Linked DNA regions of Mus musculus: region 2 is linked to region 1. A link is a loop called in an ENCODE intact Hi-C map of the cell type or tissue named here. Cell type or tissue: heart. All regions are shown on one strand.

What was found. A loop is a pair of places that touch in the nucleus more often than their neighbours do. Peaks named below come from ENCODE experiments on the same cell type or tissue, not always from the same donor. Only the 100,000 strongest peaks of a DNase experiment are listed, where the experiment ranks them.
Region 2: it touches region 1 in a loop (2.1-fold over the local background); 7 of 42 quality-filtered maps call a loop at or near these places.

Annotation. Positions count from the first base shown.
Region 1 is chr4:3,707,683-3,715,682 of GRCm38, reverse strand. All of the region lies in intron 1 of Lyn (LYN proto-oncogene, Src family tyrosine kinase), which reads right to left. It overlaps 6330407A03Rik (RIKEN cDNA 6330407A03 gene), which reads right to left and starts at 719. Exons shown (of 1, transcript NR_028126.1): 1 at 1-719. In heart, no CTCF peak of the experiment used is centred here; DNase peaks (open chromatin) are centred at 2,492 and 3,422.
Region 2 is chr4:3,655,598-3,663,597 of GRCm38, reverse strand. It overlaps 2210414B05Rik (RIKEN cDNA 2210414B05 gene), which reads right to left and starts at 7,092. Exons shown (of 4, transcript NR_040643.1): 1 at 6,943-7,092; 2 at 5,940-6,308; 3 at 4,295-4,364; 4 at 490-774. Gm42250 (a long non-coding RNA gene) reads left to right here. Exons shown (of 5, transcript XR_881076.3): 5 at 3,372-5,036. In heart, no CTCF peak of the experiment used is centred here; a DNase peak (open chromatin) is centred at 3,437.

The sequences.
Region 1 (8,000 bases):
CAGGGGACTAATACTCTAGGGAAGGCTGTCACTCAGTTTCAGACCATATCTTTTTATATATATATAAAATGTAAAATTGGCTCAGTGGTCCCAGCACCTGGGGTAGAGACAGGAGGATCAGTTCAGTGTCATCTTCTGCTACTTAAACTGAAGGCCCTGGCTCATAAGCAATACATAAGTAAATGCATTGTAAAAATCAGTAAGATAAAACTAAAAGGAAAAATTTAAGGTTTAAAGAACACAAAACACAAGCAAACATCATGTAATATTACAATAAAAATCCCAACGCTAAAATAAAATACAATACTTTGTACCTCTGTAGTATGTTGGAAGTTTGAAAACTTCTTTTTTTTTTTTTCTGGACAGGGATTACCTGTGTCATTCTAGCTTTGCTGGAAGTCACTCTGTAGACCAGACTGGCCTCTGCATCCCAAGTGCTAGAATTAAATGCCTTGACACTACTCCTGACACTACTTCGACATTATTTACTTTATGTATGTACTTCAACAGCATATCACAAAATTCTACCGAATTTTCATTTTTAATTAAATTCCTCACCACACTGTCCACTCAGCATGGGAAACCACAGCTGTCCAGTGTTGTCATTTCCTAGTCAAATCCAGTCCCCTCAGGTCCCATCAATTCTGTGAGAGATTTACATTTGGGTTCTGAGTTCTGGGAAGGCATGCATGAGAAAATGGTAATTTTTGATTTTCTTCCCCACGTTGATCCCCTCCCCCCCAGCAGACCTACATGATATCAACGATTACAGGATCTATGTAGAGGTGCGGTTGCCCACCAGTTGGTCCCCGTGGCATTGGTCTTCCCTCTGCCCTGTACTATGGTTATGACTAGGAACATTATTTTACATTTAAAATTCTCCAGAGACTTCCTCCCATCTATTACCTTCCCGATTTAATACAAAGGACACACAGAGAAACAAGCTTGAAAATGTGATGCTCTCTTCCGAGTGTCCTCCCAGCTCACAGCTCTCTTTGTTCTTCCTTAATGCCAGCCCGAGAATTTACCTATTTTATCATCAATCTATCTCTCATGTAAATGTAGGTCCATGAAGGCCACACTTTCTGTCAGTAGTGTACAGTACTGAATTGTCAATGAAGGACATTCTAAACCTTGCATAGCTATTGTACAATAAAGGCTACTTGGTAGGATAAATAGGCAGTAAGTGTTCAGTACTGTCCTTACAATCACCTCTCATTAGATCAAAGAGTCCTGCCTTTCTTTGTGAGCAGTACACACTCACATAGACACCGTACTGCTCACAGTCTGACAATACCCCTCTCCAGCCTAACTGTCAATCATCTGCATGGCTCCAGCAGAAAATTTCTGTCAGAGGCAGAGATTTCAACCCATGAACATGCGGTCATCTTGCCTCCTCATCTCTACTTGAGCAAGCTCTTCCCATGTAGGCAAATCTAACCAGCCCTCCAAACCAAATGCAAGGCCTGGCCAGCTGGCCTTCCACAGCTCACACATTCCTCTGCCTCGTATTTCTTCTCTCCTCAGTCACAAGTACCAACATTAATAACTCACAATGTGACTTTACGTGTGCATTGAGCCCTCAGTATTGGAAACAGGTGCAACTATTCCTTAACCCCACTGCACACACCCTGAGGGCAGGCGCAACTTCACCTCTGTCACCTCTGTCACCTCTGTGACATCATCATACTTAAGTGAAGAGAGGCATCTTGAACTCTGACACAAACAAAATCACTAGTTTCTAGGTCTCTGGGCAAACAATTGTCTGCTTCCATGCTCCTTGCAGGTACCTTAAACAGAGAAAGGAGACCGTGCAGCCTGCACCACCACAACGGCTACCTGTCACCAAGGCAGTGGCCAAGCACCATTTACTGAATCAAAGCAGACTCAGAAATTCTATGAACTATGTTTCGTGGTTTATAAAAAGCTTATAAGTAGAACCCATACTTTTATGGCCATATTTTTTTGGTTTATAATAAATTATCAATAAATGTTAATTCCCAAAGTTATTTTACTTTTAGGTATAGCTACACCAAACACTGAGCCAAACCCCACCCTACTTCATTAAGAATCGGGAAAAACTCGAAGGATTTTGGCTAAAAGACTCTTGCTTTAAAACAACCATTTTCCTGCTGTAAAGCAGAAAAAGGCCATAGTATGGGGAAATCAGGTCCCACCTGGAACTTTCATTTGTTAGTAGACACATAAACACCAGAAAAGTTTCTTAATGTAATGGTATTTACTTCATCTGTGAATTCAGATAATTCCACTCTTTCCAAGGCTATTGTGAGAACTAAGTAAAATACCAGATGCTAAATGCTTCTTAAATGGCAGGTAAACAATGGTTGTGTCCCAGCTTCCTTCCCTGTCCCCTACAGCAAAGAAAGCCAGAGTAGAGTGACTTAATCACACTTGACGGAAGAGAGGCTCCGGTGACTTTTTGAACAAACAAAATCATTAAATGTAACATGCTAAGGGCGTTGGAAAGCGGAAGCAGTTGGTGTAGGGTCAGGAAAGAAGGAGCGGACAGACAGCAAGGGAAAGAATATGCATGATGGGAACATTCTCTCATAGTGAAATCTACTGTCTTGTACAATCACCATATACTGGAGTTGGAGAGATGGCCTGGTGGTTAAGAACACTGGCTTCTCTCCCAAAAGACCAGGGTTCAATTCCCAGCACCCATATGGAAGCTCACCACCATCTGTAACTGCAATTCCAGGTATCTGACGCCCTCTTATGGCCTCCGAGGGCACCAGGCACACATGTACAGGCATATGCATGAAGGGAAAACATCCAAATACATCAAATAATAAAATGATTTTTCAAGAACAACAAAAACACGCTAATAGTTTTATTGTCAATTACACGCATATTAAAGTGTCTAGAAATGAGATATTTCATGCCTGAAGAAAGAAAATGCTACTAACAACTGCAGCACTTTGACAATCCCAGCACTTAATGATTCAGAATATGTTCCCAGTCTACCCTCAGTTCCTCTTCCTGAAACTGCGTGGTTGAAACTTCAGCTCTTTGGCTCACACTGTCTCTAGGTGACTCTATTGCTGCATGGTGTCCCTGTCCCTATGTTTACAGCCCATGCTCAAACACTTGGCAGGAAAACATTTCATGTTTACAGATTGTTCTTTATCAATTGGCTTTCACATTTCTTCTTGATTCTATCCACGGGGAAGTGAAAAAAAATAGACTTCTACTTTGTCCCCTCAGCATCAAGAAGCAGGGGAGACAGGAGGCCCAGCCCCAGAGCCGTCCCTTTTCTCCTGTGAATGTGGAATGAACAAAGCTGCCTCTCAGCCCTCAGTCTTCCAAGCCTGCCACCTCAGCCAGTGTGTTCAGCTTCTCACCCCCAAGGGCATGTCCTCCCTCTCCAGGACCCCATGGCTTCTTGGCCTACTCCCCAGATGCCTCACGCTGAGCAGGAAGGGACTTTTTCAAGCAGCCCTAAGAGGAGGAAGCTACTTGTTCCCAGGGGCTCCAGTTTTTCTTTTTTTTGTGTGGGTATGTTTTCTCTCTTTGAAACCAGGAAGCTAAATTTGCCTAATGATTAAGCCCAAAAGGATTAATTCTTTAGAGAACTCATAGTTGCCTGTTGTCCACCCTTCCCCTTTGTGTTAAAATCAGCCCATTTACAAATCACTCAGGCAGAAGGAAAGATTGTTAGTTGTCTCAGTGAAGCCTATCTTTTTCCTCTCTTCTCTGTGGAGGTTACAAGGGAACCAATCTGGGCTTCAACATGCTAGCAGGTACTCTACCTCTGTATCCATCCATCTGTCCCAATGCCTTCACCAAAAGCATGCTTTTACCAGGTCACCAAATTTACATTTTACCCTATACTCACCAAACTCTAGAAACATACAAACTCAAAGAGTTTGTATCATTTCCAACAAGACAAAAATAAAAATGTCACTTGTTTCTTACTTATTTATTGGTCTTTTATTCTCAGAGATGAAACTCTGGATGTATGCAAGCAATGTAAGCACTCTACCATGAACTGCATGCCCAACTCTTCCTCCTCTTAAAAAAACAAACAAACAAAAAACCCTACAGCTAACCACACTCACACATTTTTCATATTTGTCCTTAATCAGCCCTGAAGACCCAGCATAGCCTATCTCTCTTCCTGTACTTGAAATTCTTTTTCTCCCATGGATTCCACAAAGATGCACTCTTTGTTGGCCACATGTCTAATATCCTTGCTGTCAGGAATGTCTGAGATCAAGAAATGTCTGGCTGTGGAAATATGCACACCTAGTATTAGCCTCCACGCAGGCAGAGAATTCTTGCCAAAGCTACCGCATAGTCCTTTGTGGGCACCAACCAGAAGGAGTGACTGGTCAGAACCCTGTTGGGTGTTGCAATGGTTGTGTATGCTGAGAATTGTGATCAAAGGCTAAATCGCAAATCCTAAACTTTGGGAAGACACTTAATCCTCTAGCCTCAGCTGACTCATTTGGAAAGTATGGATATTGCTACCAACTCCACCAGGACTGGGGAAAATATATATATATACCCAGAGCATCTACTGAGCACACAATCTGGGAGAATTCTTGAGAATGTCTTATATGCACTGGCCTGCAAATATTCATCTTCGCTAGATTTATTATCCTTAGTCCACTGAAACATCTTTTTTAGTCAACCTGGTTGAAACAGAACACCCTCTGTGAGTACAGAAGACCACAAGCCTTTGTTTTAGCCCTGAATCACAATTACACCAGATCTTTAAAGATAAACGCACAAGCCCTGGCTCTACTATAGGGCAAAATAAATTTGGGTAAGAGGATGGTGTGTTGGGGATGCCTTGGTGGGAGAGGCTTGTTTCAGCACATCCTGCTTATGCTGAGGCCTGTGTGGAAGGAAACAACAGTCTCCTATTTAGATCAGAGAGACAGAGACATCTGCTTGAAGAGCTCTGGTACCACCCCATACCTGCCAGTCCTTTCCCATCACAGTCTTGCTTGGTCAGCTCTTCCTTTAGTTTTGTGCAATTGTGTTCAAAACTTCAGCTTCCTTCCAATAAATTCCTCATTTTCTCTAAAGCTAGCCTGGGGAGGTTTGGGTAGAAACCCAAAGGCCTTTTATGGGTACACACATCATTTCCTTTAAATTAGTTTTATTGCACAGTTGTACTTGACAAACTGGTGACTTCAACTTATAAGGCTTGGGGAATCTCTCACAGATTTACCTCTGAGCAATCTAAACACATCCTGACTTCTAGAGTCTAAAAGTTGCAAAACAACTGGGTGACCCTAGTACCCATCCATCCCTTACAGTTCAGAAGTCTCTGGATTTCTGCGTCTGGGGTAATTTTCACTTCTTAGACACAAAAGAAGACATAGAGTAAAAACCCAAAAGATGGGTGAAGACATCACCACTCCAGTAAGTGGAGGATAAACAGTATACAGACGGAGAAATTCCTTTTCTTCCCCTTTTGCTAGTCTCTGCATATTGGGTTGTACTATTCACCTCCATCAAAGGAGAACTTTCAGAATAATAATCTCTCTGATTTGATCATTACTCTAAATTAGCAGCAATCTGATATTCTGCTTTTCTGTCTAATGTTACACACACACAGCTCCTATATAGTTCTTCCTCTATTATTACTACTATGAAATATTTGAGGCTGAGTAACATTTGAAGAAAAGAAGCTAATTTTGACTTATAATCCTTGAAGTCCAATGTCAAGGGGCCACATCTGGTCATGGTCTTTTGGCTGCCAGAGCTCCAAATGTGAGACAGAATGTGGAAGACATGGACCACATGTAGCTCTCTCCCTCTCTCTCCCTCTCTCCCTCCCTCTCTCTTTATAAAGCCACCAGAGTCCAGGACTTGCAACCTGACAGCCTCACAAAATCCTATGTACTTCCCTACAGCCACACCTCTGAGCATCAGGTCGATTGATTTCCACTCTTTTCTTACATCACATCAGAGCTAAAAGGTCAACACACTGTCACCATATCCAAAAAAAACTGCACGCACACAACCCAAAGCTGCACTTCAGTATGGTTCACCATTCTCATGGATAGCTAGACTGGAGCCAACAGAGGTCTGCCTGTGCTCTGCCCCAGCATGAGCAATGGGTAGATATTGCCAAAAGCAAACATGATGAGGGATTTATCTCTTCCTCAACATCTGGCACTTGGGATTTATCGTCAAAGGAAGGATACATATCTGGAGCAACTGTCCAAGTCACAGACTGTACTACATGCCCTCCCTGTTGAAGGTCTGTGCTCATACACACCTTTCAGACCACACTGTGAGGAATCACCCACAGCATGTAGTCTGACAAACTTCAGAAGTAGGAGATATAGCTCTAAAAGTAGTATTTTAAGCATAATTTTAAAGTTAGAAAACTGGAAAATTCCATACTATGTTAGAATTTGGAACATACATGTTCCATTCAACATTAAACACATCATTAACACTGAATACATGCCTCAAAGCCACATAAAACAACAAAAATTCATACATCTTTCTTTAACCTTTCCCTCCAAAAATAATTTTAAGCTAATAATCAAATTTTTTCTGAAAAATTAGTTAACAAATGAGGCCATCACAAGAAACTATGTGCCGAGCTCTACATTTAACTGGACCTATAGCATCGCTGATCACTACACCATTATTTTATGCATAATTTAAAAGGACACTAGAGTATTAGATACCCTGAGCTGTAAGCCTATAATTACGTTAGCCAAGGATGATGGCTCCCACTTATAATTCCATTATTCGAATATAGTTGTAGGAGGATCAACACAAGTTTGAGGTCAACATGGTCTGCATAGTGAGTTCCAGACCAGAAGGAATGATATAATGAGACCTTGTCTCAAAAATAAGAAAACAAAAAAACATATCCAACAGCTTGTGCAAGAGTAAATACATGCATTGTGATAAAAACTGCATGGTACTGGTATAGCGACAGACAAGTAGACCAATGGAATAGAATTGAAGACCCAGAAATGAACCCACACACCTATGGTCACTTGATCTTTGACAAGGGAGCAAAAACCATCCAGTGGAAAAAACACAGCATTTTCAACAAATGGTGCTGGCACAACAGGCGGTTATCATGTAGAAGAATGCGAATTGATCCATTCCTATCTCCTTGTACTAAGATGAAATCTAAGTGGATTAAGGAACTCCACCTAAAACCAGAGACACTGAAACTTACAAAGGAGAAAGTAGGGAAAAGCCTCGAAGATATGGGTACAGGGGAAAAATTCCTGAATAGAACAGCAATGGCTTGTGCTGTAAGATCGAGACCTCATAAAATTGCAAAGCTTCTGCAAGGCAAAAGACACCGTCAATAAGACAAAAAGGCCACCAACAGATTGGAAAAGGATCTTTACCTATCCTAAATCAGATAGGGGACTAATATCCAATATATATAAAGAACTCAAGAAGGTAGACTCCAGAAAATCAAATAATCCCATTAAAAAATGGGGCTCAGAGCTAAACAAAGAATTCTCACCTGAGGAATACCGAATGGCTGAAAAGCACCTGAAAAAATGTTCAACATCCTTAATCATCAGGGAAATGCAAATCAAAACAACCCTGAGATTCCACCTCACACCAGTCAGAATGGTTAAGATGAAAAATTCAGGTGACAGCAGATGCTGGCGAGGATGTGGAGAAAGAGGAACACTCCTCCATTGTTGGTGGGATTGCAAGCTTGTACAACCACTCTGGAAATCAGTCTGGCGGTTCCTCAGAAAATTGGACATAGTACTACCAGAGGATCCCGCAATACCTCTCCTGGGCATGTATCCAGAAGATGTTCCAACTGGTAAGAAGGACACATGCTCCACTATGTTCATAGCAGCCTTATTTATAATAGCCAGAAGCTGGAAAGAACCCAGATGCCCCTCAACAGAGGAATGGATACAGAAAATGTGGTATATTTACACAATGGAGTACTACTCAGCTATTAAAAAGAATGAATTTATAAAATTCCTAGGCAAATGGATGGACCTGGAGGGCATCAT
Region 2 (8,000 bases), 52 kb after region 1:
AGGATATGGACAATTATATCTATAATATTTTGTTCTTAGGAACAAATACAACCTAAATTCTAGAGAAATCTGGCCACACAAATCATCTTTTTGGAAGAGAAGAAACATGTATAGAAACTCCAAGGTCTCTGTGTCAGTTGTAATTTCATGGTTTCTCAGCTGTGAAATGCTGGCTTGTTCATTTTGTAAAGTGGGGCTTGGTTCAGTGGCTTCTGTAATAACAACCAGTTCTCAGATTCGGTGCTTTGTACAGTAACATGTGAAGCCTTTTATTGTCAGTTCAAAGCATTTGCCCAAGAAAATAAACCATCGCAACCTAGAGTAAAGTTTAAGGAGCACAGCTGTAATCCCAGCACTCGGCAGGCTAAGGCAAGAACATCACAAGGTAAAGGCTAGCTAGGGTTGCTTAAAAAACAAACAACAACAACAACAAAACAACCTAAGGCTGTTTTGAATAAAGATTGAAAAATAATCAAATAAACCAGTAATCAAATCTTTCACTTTATTGAAAGGAGAAATATTCAAATATTTAGGCAGTTCATTACAATGAAGAGGCCATAAATATATATATATTTAAATACAGATATGTAGATATATTAGTCCTGTATATCATATATATATATATGGGTTTGAGCATTCATGTGTCCCACAGCCCATCTGCTAAATGCTTAGTTACTAGTTTGTGATGAGACTGGAAAGCCATGAAACCTTTGGAAGGTGTGATGGTCCTCTTGGCTGTTGATGAGATTTAGAGTCTCCATATCTCTGGGCAATCTGTGAAGAATGATCTGGATTAGGTTCCTGGTGATGGGAAGGCCCTATATGTATGTGGGCTGTACTATTCTATGGGTTGACTCTGGGACTGATTAGACAGAAGAAAAATGACCTGAGCATAGGTACTCATTGCTGTTTCCTGATGGTGGAGGTCATGTGACCAGTTGCCTCCTGTCCCTGCTGCTGTACCTTCCCTGACATGATGAAGTAAAAGTCAAATAAACCTTTCGTTCCTTGGGGTCTTGTCAGCTATTTTGTTGCTGCAACAAGACAACCTTGTGGAGGAAGACAGGTCCTTAGTAGCGTGTCCTTGGAGGACACTTGGGACCCTGCCTTCCTCCTAGTTGCTTTCGGGAGACGATGAGATGAGCAGCTTTGCTTCATGTGCTTGCTACTAACAAACACTGCCTCCTCATCAGCCTAAAGCAGTGCAGCCAACCATGGACTAAGCCTCAGAAGCCACAAGCCAAATTCAATCTTTCTTCATTTTGAAGTAACTTTTTATAAGGAGTTTCCCTGAATGACAAGATATTGAGTAATGCAATATGTGTGTGATATAAATCTGGAAACAGGAAATAGAAATGGGAGCACCTGAATCTGTCCCCCACCCTGCCCCGGAATCTGCTGAAATATTTTAGCTGTCCCTCTGAGGTGGTAGGATTTACACCCTACACAAGTTTGGCAAAGTTTCCTAGGAAGAAGTGGAAATTCCCAGACAACACACGCTTTATGATTCTAAATTCTCTTTCCTACTTCATCAATTTATAAGCAAAATATAAATAACTAATTGATTGTTTTGTAATTAGTCATTCTTTCTATTTTTTGTTTGTTTTTTGTTTTTGTTTTTTGTTTTGTTTTGTTTTTTCGAGACAGGGTTTCTCTGTGTAGCCCTGGCTCTCCTGGGACTCACTTTGTAGACCAGGCTGGCCTCGAACTCAGAAATCTGCCTGCCTCTCTGCCTCTGCCTCTGCCTCTGCCTCTGCCTCTGCCTCTGCCTCTGCCTCTCTGCCTCTGCCTCTCTGCCTCTGCCTCTCTGCCTCTGCCTCTCTGCCTCTGCCTCTCTGCCTCTGCCCCTCTGCCTCTGCCTCTCTGCCTCTGCCCCTCTGCCTCTGCCCCTCTGCCTCTGCCCCTCTGCCTCTGCCCCTCTGCCTCTGCCCCTCTGCCTCTGCCCCTCTGCCTCTGCCCCTCTGCCTCTGCCCCTCTGCCTCTGCCCCTCTGCCTCTGCGCCTCTGCCTCTGCGCCTCTGCCTCTGCGCCTCTGCCTCTGCGCCTCTGCCTCTGCGCCTCTGCCTCTGCGCCTCTGCCTCTGCCTCTGCCTCTGCCTCTGCCTCTGCCTCTGCCTCTGCCTCTGCCTCTGCCTCTGCCTCTGCCTCTGCCTCCCTAGTGCTGGGATTAAAGGTGTGCGCCACCATGCCTGGCTCTTTCTACTCTTATCAATCTTTGCATATATAGCTGTCATTTCTGGGGTCTCTTTTGTGGTTGCCTAGTGGTTGCCGATTCTTTCCCTATTTTACTGGGAAGAAGACAAAACCATTGACAGAAGGTGTGAGAGTTGAGGATAAAGAGTTATCCACAAACCAAAGAATCTACCATTTCCCTCTGTCTCTTCTCTGTTTCTCTCCCTTTTCAGAGAAGCTTAGATTTCTATGAAGAGTAAAAAACTGAGCTGAGAATGGTGGTACATTCCTATAACATGGGAGAGAGAGGAAGGAAGATCACCAGCTGTAGGCCAGCTAGGGTTGCAGAACCAGATCTCAATCTCAATGGCAAATGAACAAAACTAAACAATAAAAATTAAGAGCCAGAAACCAAACACAAGTCAAGAATTGGGGTTCTAGAAAATATTGAAATCATCGATAAGGGAGGATTGGAGTGTGGGGAGAGGATGACGGGAAATCAGTAGAAGAGGGTGCACTGTAAAACAAGAGGCAGGCAGAAAGGTTTTGCTGACAGGACCCTGACATAGCTCTCTCTTGTGAGGCTATGCCAATGCCTGGCAAATACAGAAGTGGATGCTCACAGTCATCTATTGGATGGAACACAGGGCTCCTAAAAATGGAGCTAGAGAAAGTACCCAAGGAGCTGAAGGGGTCTGCAACCCTATAGGTGGAACAACAATATGAACTAACCAGTACCCTCCCCCCACCCCCAGCTGTGTCTCTAGTTGCATATGTAACAGAGGATGGCCTATTTGCCCATCAATGGGAGGAGAGGCCCTTGGTTTTGGGAAGATAATATGCCCCAGTACAGGGGAATGGCAGGGACAGGAAGTGGGAGTGGGTGGGTTGCGGAGCAGGTTGGGGGTAGGATATAGGGGACTTTGGGGATAACATTTGAAATGTAAATGAAGAAAATATCTAATTAAAAAAAAAAAAACAAGAGGCAGGACCTGCTGGCGAGCCTCAGACCTGAGTGGACGAGGCTTGACATTCAGTCCTACAACAAACAACAAGAAGAATTTTAAAAATCCAAAAGAGGGATATGTTGTTAGAGAGAGTAGTGATGCAAAAGCACTTTTAAATCATTGTTTTGTGAAATTGAAGCTCTAAATACAATGTGTATTTGGCTAAAGTTCTGTTTCCCTTGTGTCTTCTGCAGAGCCAGAAGAGAAACAAAACACTGAAGTTCTGGCAAAAGTGCACAGCGACTACAGGATGTCCTGTTACATTATCTGGTCAGGCAGACGCATGACTCACTGTACAGTATGACACATCGGAAATGGGTTTATTGTGCATCAGTCCTCTCCCTCATAAATATTAAACACGTAGATGTGATGATAGCAAGCTATCTTTGTCCTAATATAAAGGTTTCTGATGTACTTTCTTTTTGAAAAAGAAGAAATTTCAGACATATTGGTGATGATAAGAAAAAGTACGGGGACCTCACATTAAACTGCCTTTGAAGCATCCCCACGTTCCTGCAGCTCCCCTTCTGAAGGCGAGAGTAATAAATGGTGTAAAAAGGTAGTTCTGTGCATTTCACTGTTGTCTTCCAAAGCTGGGATGGTGTTTGCCCAACTACAAAGCCTCCAGCCGTTCACCCACAGTAGAAGGCTATGCTGTGGGTGGGCGTGTACCTCAGTGGCAGTGCTTGCCTAGCATGCTCAAGGCTCTGGGTTCAATCCCAAGCACAAGAGGGATATACTTTTAAAACTCACCAGTAGTTGAATAATAATAATCACAAATGTAAGTTGAAAAATAATAACCATTCACATAATCATAAAAAGGGACCAACATATTTTCTCATTGTGAAGATGTAAAAATGAATTTCATGCAGTCAATTCTACAATCCTTTGAGAAATGAAACTGAATGAAGAGCTCATGGTGGAGGAGTGTTCTTCCTCTTTTTAAAATGGTGTGCTTTTTTATAGGAGCCTAAAATGTCTGCTGTACACAGACACTCCTTGATTACATTGTGTCAGAGAATCTTGGTGTCTACTTTCAGTATAGGATGACAACTGAACTACATTGTTGTGTTGTTCTGTATCTAAGACAGGATCACACTCTGTAGTTCAAACTCACCTGGAATTCACTCCATAGCTCAAGCTGGTCTCAAACTTGCAGTCATCCACCTAGCCCAGCTTCCCAACTGCTGGAATTACAGGTGAGAGCAAATAGTGCCATCAGGTCACATCATTTGTGAAAAGAAATACTTTTGCAAAGAAAGAAAATGTCCTTCAGTCCAATCACTGAAATTGCTAAATGATAAAATTTAGACTTAGTTTTAGACCTTTCATGAGTTTGCAGATTTTGACCCTAATAATGTGTGTGTGCAGGGTAGTATGTGTACAAATACATGTGAGTGCATGTGGGTATGTGTGTAAAGGTATGTGTATGTAGGTCACAGTGTGTATAGGATGATAAATGCACACAGATATGTGAGTGTTTTGTATTTGAGAGGGGAGATGTGTTCAAGGGTCTTTTAAAAGGTAAGAGTGTATATGTAGAAGTTCATTGTAAGTAAACATTGTAAGCTCGTGTATGTTTATGGATGAATATAGGGAAATACTGGGCTCTTAAGACACATGTGTTAACTTCATGTAAATGCAGATACTTGTGTGCATAGACTATTACTGGGAAATGTATTCTGGGGTAGTATTCTGGAAGTGAATTGGCTGTGTGTGTGTGTGGGGGGGGGGGTTGTGATATTAGAAGCTAAACCAGTCGTGGAAGCTGGACTGTGCAGAGCCTTCAGATCAAGGACAAGCATTGTGACATCACTGAGAACAGTTAGTAGGACAGAGAGGGAGGAGAATCTACATAAGATACTTTGAATAATTCCAGCAGCCACAATACTTCTGCTTAACTAAAGGGTTTATTTGATAGTTGGGTGGTATTAGAGATAAAGGGAGAACAAAGAAACTGATTATCAGGCTGTGAAGTCCCATTTCATGAAGGATAGGAACTTGGTTCCTTTGGGCAAGAGAGTTGCTTCTAAGAAAAGCATAGACTCAAATTTCTACTCCATCTCTTATTAAATTGTGAGATAGGGTCTCACTATGTAGCCTTTGATGGTCTGAAACTTTCTGCATAGATTGAGCTAGCCTTGAACTCATAGAAATCTACCAGCCTCTGCCTCTCTAGTGCTGGAATTAAATGTCTGTGCCATGGTGCCTTGCATCTACTCTAGCCCTTAAAAGCTTGGAAAGTGATGAACTCAGTAAAACTTGAGGATATTTTAAAATTTTTGTTTCTATCATTTATCCATGGAGCCCAAAGCCTTACTCATGTTTGGTACATAACTCTGTTACTGAACCCCAAGTCTCTATTTTTAAATGGAAATAAGATTTTCTTGAACTAATGTGGTGATTTAATCAAACAACACAAATGACTTCCTGTAACTTGATTCACTGAAAATTCTCATGGAGAAAGTAGAAGAGAAAGAAGAGAAAAAATAGGGATTTATGAGGACTGCCCTGTTTGGTAGAGAAATAGAGCTATTTCTGACTCCAATTCTTCAGTCCATTTTTAGGGTTTCTAATTCAGTGTCTAAGTTTGAACATTTTCAGACTGCAGGCAATAACACTTTCTATACACATAGATATGGGAATATGATACAGAATATTATCCACATGCCATCTCCATCTGTGTGAAGGCATTAAGTAAGTAAATAAATAAATAACCAGACATAAAAGTAATGAGTTTGTGGTAGGAAAAGACAGAGTACCTGCTTGTTGGCATGGGATAGTGAGTCAGCCATTCCACAAGGATGTCGACTCAGGGTGATTCTTTCTTCAGTAACAGGCCAAGGATAACTCTTTGAGTTGTGGGATGAACAGCCAATTCAACTCCAGGTCCAAGAGCAATGTGTCGTGACCAGATCTCAGTCAAGTGTGAAAATCAAAGTAAAGATAAAGTAAAAAGAAATAGTGACCTGTGTGCTCTACTCTGTCAGTATAGCTGTCAACGAAATGTTTCTTCTGCAGAAAATACTTACAGTTTGCATTTTTGTAAGTTTGTATGTTGACAGTATTTGAACAATGGGAATTTACTTAGTAGATATTCAAGGTTGGTTGAAGTCTTGAGAACAGGGCATCTGTAATAGGATTAGTGGCTTTATAAGAAGCTAAGACATAGTTGAATTGCTTAGTTGAATTCAGAAGGATGTGTGTATGTGCGTGCATGTATGTGTGTGTGTGTGTGTGTGTGTGTGTGTGTGTGTGTGTAAGTCAGAAGACAACCTCAGGTGTTGATTCTCACATGTTTACTTTTGGTGTGGGGTAGGGTGGGAACAAGGTCTCTTTGTCCTGGAGCTCACTGAGAAAGCTAAGTTGCAGTTGCAGGGCCAGTAAGCCCCAGGGATTCACCTTACTCTGCCTACCCAGCATGTAAGGATCAACATCTGAGGTTGTCTTCCGACTGATACACACACACACACACACACACACACACACACGCAAACACATGCCCGCGCATACTTGAGAGCTGGGGATAGAATGCAGGCGTTCCTGTCTGTAAGAAAAGCACTCTAAAGACTGAGCTACCCCCTCAGCTATTAAATTGAGAATTCCTCTGTAGCTGTTACTGACCTGAAATTTATTACTTGTAACCCTAGGGCTGAACTCCCATTTCCCATTTTGCCTGTCTCCTGATTGTTGCAATTACAGGCAAGCACCTTCATGACTTAATCCACACATTCAGTCAACATAGAGTTATATTGGAGCACTTACTGTATGCTAGCTTCTCTGATGGATGGGAATAATCCCTACTATTAGCCATGGAATTTGAATCTCATGAAGACTGAACTTGCTGGGGTGTCTCTGGGGTGGGTAGAGAACGCCAGTCTTCAGGCTTCAGCCTAGTCTCACAGCTTAGGGGCTTACCCAGGGAAACTGTGTAGAAATCTCTCCTGACAAACAGAAACTCGACGTAAGAGAGGAAGAACAAATAGCACATTTGTTTTGTAAAATACAGAATTCAAATGAGTGTGTGATGTCCTCCCCCAAATTCGCTAACCTTATATAATTTCCTTCATTACAAATGCTGATGTTTTAGAATACCGAAACCTAGCTGACAGAAATAACTCTCTGGAGGTTTTTAAGCATTGTGCCACAGAAAAGAGAATGACACTTAGAGAGAAACTAAGTGAAATGCCTGGCTGAACAGTAAACCACCTTTTAAGTTCACAGTAAGAGGAATGGTCTTTGGCTAGCATGATCATACGCAATTGTAGTCCCAGCTTCTTAGGAGGGTAAGATAGCAGAACTGCTCCATTCCAGGAGTTTAAGGTTAGCCTAGGCAACAGAGTGAGACCTGGTCTAAAAACCAACCAACCATCAAAAACAAAATAGACAAGACCCAAAAACAAATCTAAAAACAGCCTGAGCTAGAAACAAACAAAACCTACATGGATTTTTCCCCCTCTAAATAGAACTTTCTAGTTGAGTTTGAGGCTGGTAACAAGTTTCAGTCCAATGAACATCTTTTTTTAAAAAGTAAGACAGAAATAAATCAAAAATAAATTTGATTCTATCTAGTTCAGTTTAAATAACAAAAAGTTATTAAGTGGACCTTTCAGTCAAACATTGAAGCTGACATTACTGTGAAAAAAGGAATTTCTGAGTGAAGACACCTCACTTGCTTAGCTTACCCTCGAAATCAATGCAGTGTGAATGAATTAACATGTTCCAGATGAATTATTCTAAAGGGACATTGCTCAAGATGTAAAAATAAATTGAACACAGCCATGTTGTAAATATAGAAAAGAAAGAATCCCATGAACTGAAGG